2 separate regions of the Homo sapiens genome follow, and region 2 is linked to region 1. A link is a loop called in an ENCODE intact Hi-C map of the cell type or tissue named here. Cell type or tissue: PC-3. All regions are shown on one strand.

Region 1 (2,500 bases):
AATTATAGGATTTCATTTCATGTGTTTTATGTAGTTTGGGTCTTCTAACTTCTTGAGCCCGGTAATAAATTCACAATAGTTTTTGTTCACATCAAATAACATCCAATTTGTCAACATTTATCTTTTATTTTTCTGGGATTGCTCAGCTACATTCATTAATTGAATTTTGGAGGCCTTGATGTAATACTTTTGTGTAATGTTTTGTTTTAAGATAATCTTTTTGCCTTCATTATTTTCTGAGCATTTTTATTTTCTCTCATTCGATGTGAACAAATGATTGAGATGTATTTAATATCACTTTTCACTGGTCAAGATTTAATTATATTTTGTGATTTCAACTCCATCTAAAATTTCTGTGAAATTTGTATTTCTTCCAACAGTTATTAATAAGTCTGAAAGTACTACTCTCGCTGCTTTATTGATCCTTTGTGTCGTTCCCCTTCCCTGCATGTTGGTGTTACTTCTCTATGCTGTTAGGGTGGTCCTTCCTCCTTCACCAATCATAAAATACCTCCCTGCTATCTTCCCAACAGTCCCCATTCCAACTTATTCTCCATGACGTTATCAGAGTACTTTTCTAAAATATCATTCTGAATTATCAGTTAGGCTTACCTGAATAAAAACATAAACGACACCCCTCTAATTACAGAATGAAGAAAAACTCCTTAACAGAGAATACTAACCTCTGGCACACTCATACTCTTCCATCACCTTATTTTACCATATTTTACACGTGCCCAATACTTCTGTCATACTCATACCTTTATTCTCCACAAAACACCAAACTTCCTCAGCCATTTCCACAAATGCATGCCCTTCACAACCTGAAATGTACTCCAGCTGCTCATGAACCCCATGTTTGTTTCAAAGATCATGGCCACCAAAAAGCTTTCTGAGCCAGGAGGTGATCGTGTTTCCTTCCACCAGATCCCCTTGCTCCCTTGACTCTGACAGGTGAGCATGGCGTTTTGTTTTTTTATTTTTACATTTCTATTCCTCATCACCTCCCATTTTTCTTTTCTTTTCTTTGTCTTTTGAGACGGAGTCTCGCTCTGTCACCCAGGCTGGAGTGCAGTGGCACAATCTTAGCTCACTGCGAGCTCTGCTTCCCGGGTTCATGCCATTCTCCTGCCTCAGCCTCCCCAGTAACTGGGAATACAGGCGCCCACCACCATGCCCGGCTAATTTTTTTTTCGTATTTTTAGTAGAGAGGGGGTTTCACCGTGTTGGCCAGGATGGTCTCGATCTCCTGACCTCATGATCCGCCTGCTTCAGCCTCCCAAAGTGCTGGGATTACAGGCGTGAGCCACCGCGCCCGGCCCACCTCCTGTTTTTCAACCCCAGTCTGTATAAACATTTGCTTAGTAAGTAATCCACAAATATTTACTAAGAATGTACGATACATGAGTCAGTGTTCTGGGCACTGGGGCTTTATCAATGAACACAACACATCTTCATGGACGTTCCAGTCTGGTTGAAGAATGAATGAAACTCACAAGCTAAAATATTGTTGATTTTCAGATTTTATATTTGAAGATAAATTTCATTTAATTTATTTTCAAATATCTAATTTTGGGGAAGATAAAAAGAATAAAAGTAAAAAAAAAAATTTTATCAATCCAAAGAATCAATCTTATATTTGAATAACAAATGTGAACCATACTTTTTGTTATTTTTCTATTCTTGACCTAAGAATACTTTCAATGGAACTAATGAAATGCATTTTAATATAAATGGCCCAAGATGGCTTTTCTTTTCTACATTTAAAAAATTTGAAAGCAATTTGAACCAATTTAAACAGCATATCCCATTTTCCTCAACTTGGAATAAGCAGATTGTATTCAGGTATATTGCTATGCTATGAAAACCAATATTTTTGGCCACAGAGACATGATGATGTATAATAAAGGATTCATAATTTTCCCCATGATTTAGGCTTTCTGGTTTCATTCTTTGGAATATGGGGCGCTACGGCATCTGTCCATTCAACAACAATGAGTAGAGAATATCAATGGTTGATTGCAGCCAATTTTAGTTTTGTGTATTTTCTTGTCCTTTGCATGCAAAATTACTTTTCAGAGGGCACAATTAGTAAAATGTACATTAAATATATGTTGCCAGTTTAGTATGCTAACTTCTTCTCTCTAGAGGTTAATACATTTTCCATTCAGAATTGAGATGCTATTTATAAAATTAATAACAAAAATTCTCTAATATATTAACAGAATTTTCTGAAACTAGAATTGCAAAATGTTACAATATTATGTTGAGGTAGCACAATTATTATCAATCTCTTCTTTCCTTCCCTTATCAATCTCTTCTTTCTTTCCCTATCATCTTATATATCCTTCCTTTACTTCAGTTCTCGTGTTTGTGTTCCTCACCTTTTCTTCTGAATTTTGAAATATATTTAAGAAGCAGATTAACAAGTGATTACAATTTAATTTATTAGAAAACAACCCCAAGGAATTCAGACCAAAAATTCTATCAGTTTGGAATG
Region 2 (2,500 bases), 67 kb after region 1:
CAACAGCTATTATGGAATAAATATTTCAAGTTTACAAGAAACCACAACAAAAAAACACCCCACAACCAATAAACGTCTGCACGACATAACATGCAATTAATTCTCCATTGCGGTGATAAGAAATCAAGTGTCTGCATTTACTTATCAAGGCGAAGACTAAGTTTTTAAAGAAATTAAGGTTTTCATAATGTGCTTTTTTGTGCCTACAATTAACTTCTACTTTACACAAAAACATAATCCAGAAGTAGGCAATAACGTTATAAATGAGTTAACTTACACTATACTTTATCGCTATGATTATGTAAATGATGTAAATATACAGTTGAGAGGTAATTTAGGTTAAGGGGAAAGAAAACTTTTTAATATATTTACTTGAACATTTAAATTAAGATGTATTTGGCATGCTCATTTGAAAATACGCTGCAGTCTATTGTCAATACAGACTGTCTTTTAAATACTGAGTTATACAAATGGAAATTATCAGAAATTAGGGTTTACATGCAGGGAAGGAGGCAAATATAATTATTACAGGGTACCACTCTTAAACACAACTAAACTGAACCCTCTGCAATCCTTTTATTACTAGTAGAATTAGAAGACGTAGAGTTTCCTTTTCTTTACAATTTCAATGCAACATATCTTGTCAAAATAAATAACTGCAATTATTGCAGTAGTTATTCATTATTAATTTCTACCATTAAAGTTTTATTCCCAGGCATAAGTTAAAGTGATATGGTTAAAAAAATAGATAAAAAAGTTTAAGATACACTTGTCTAGTGAAGTATCACTCTAAATTAATGTTGTAAATTCAGACTTACTATTTTCAGAGAGCTGTGTTTCTGGTCTTGAAGAATGAGAATAAGGCAAGGTCAGTTTGAGTTTAATTTAACTGTCAAAAGCACAACTAATCCGCCCAAAGTAAAATATGGCCTTTCGACTGTGTTCATTTAAAATAGGCATCCCTTAGTCCAGTTCTTTTATCAAAAAAATCACAAAATTATTTGATCTATACCACCCTTGACTTTATTTTCCCAGCAGAACGCAAGTGAGACAGAGGAACAGTTGTTCTGCTTGTATATGGGATTGGGAAAGTAGGAGAGAAAGAGAGAGAATGTGGTGTATTATTTCCCTTGAAAAGCAGTACCCGTTTATTGTGTTGTGTAAGAAATTACCCTTGGAACAAAACATTAAGGCTTATAGAGATACTGTCATTACATCTTCCCTACTAAAGGTCACTGCAGTATCTTCATCTTCAGTACAGCTCTTGGGTAAATCTCATTTCAGCACCACGGACAGAGACGCTTCTATTAAAACCTGCGCCTATTGTTGCATTTGCATCGACCAATTCTTAAGAAACTTGCGCAGGCTTCCCATTTGCCCATCAGCAAGGGTTATATTCTTTATTACACTGAACAGGGAGAGCTTAAATATAATACAGACTATTAAATATTTCAGTAAATTTTAACTACATCATCAACGTTTTGCTATTTAATACTTCTGGAAAGCATACTGAAAATCAAGCTAATTACATAGTGTGTCTGATAAATAGCCTATTGCTAGTCAATCACTAGACACCTAATTACAACTGTTCATTCATAGTGAGTCCCAGATCAATAATTATACAAATGTCCAAGAGGAAACAGAAAACTTAAAAAAAGTAAATATCCTCAGGTAGGCCCCCAGACTTTCTGAACAACCAGAACTACCCCTGTAAAAACAGGTAATTCTTTTTAACTACCGAAACAACTACAACCACTTTCTCTTGCTCAACCAACTTAATGATGTCACTATGAGAGCGTTCCTGTGTGCAGATCTATATTGCAAACCACACATGCCTGTCTCGAACTCTTCTGACTTTACCTGTGAGCATCAGTGTGCAGTCTCATTGCTATTTTCCTGACAAGACTTTTTCAACTTCCTTTTCTTAAAAGATGTAACAGAGTTTGAGCCAACTGCATGAATGTAAGAAACAGTTAAAGTGCCAGCTTGATTATCTCAGATAACCGGGGACTTCCCTGATCTTCCAAGGACTCCCAGAAGAAGGCATCAGTCAGTCCACCAGCAATCCACCAGGTATTCTCATCTCAAACAGCAAGCCAAGCTCTTAATAACCGCAGAAAACACAAAGTAACAAAACCATAGCCAAAAAATAATAATAATAAACTTGAGAAGACACCCCAACCAAGCAGAGATAGGAAAGTGCAGGAAAGGGGGAAACCCCCGAGGGTTCCTACCTTACAGTCTTCAGGACAGGATTTCACCGAGTACTCCTCCGACTGTAAATATTTGTGGAGCACGCTTTCAAACTCTTCGTATTTCTCCTGAGCATGGTGGTCATAGTCCTGGTAAGCCTCGACGCACTGCCTGCAAGTGGTCATCTCGCCGCCTTCCTTGAGCACCACATCCAGACTGCAGTTCAAAGTGTTGGGACTGGACAACCCCGAGAACAACTCCCAAAGTGTGTAGGAATTACAAAACGAAAGGTAAAAATCCGACAAGT

What was found. Hi-C counts contacts between places; a loop is a spot of excess contacts. Peaks named below come from ENCODE experiments on the same cell type or tissue, not always from the same donor. Only the 100,000 strongest peaks of a DNase experiment are listed, where the experiment ranks them.
Region 2: it touches region 1 in a loop (5-fold over the local background); 1 of 110 quality-filtered maps calls a loop at or near these places.

The regions. Positions count from the first base shown.
Region 1 is chr13:107,796,188-107,798,687 of GRCh38, forward strand. The region is part of intron 1 of NALF1 (NALCN channel auxiliary factor 1); the gene reads right to left. The region is part of intron 1 of NALF1-IT1 (NALF1 intronic transcript 1); the gene reads right to left. Among named protein-coding and RNA genes, the nearest start is that of NALF1-IT1, 38 kb to the right of the region's middle. In PC-3, no CTCF peak of the experiment used is centred here; a DNase peak (open chromatin) is centred at 1,404; H3K27ac peaks cover 66 bases.
Region 2 is chr13:107,863,448-107,865,947 of GRCh38, forward strand. NALF1 (NALCN channel auxiliary factor 1) reads right to left here. Exons shown (of 3, transcript NM_001080396.3): 1 at 2,235-2,500. Among named protein-coding and RNA genes, the nearest start is that of NALF1, 2.8 kb to the right of the region's middle. In PC-3, no CTCF peak of the experiment used is centred here; no DNase peak of the experiment used is centred here; H3K4me3 peaks cover 1,614 bases.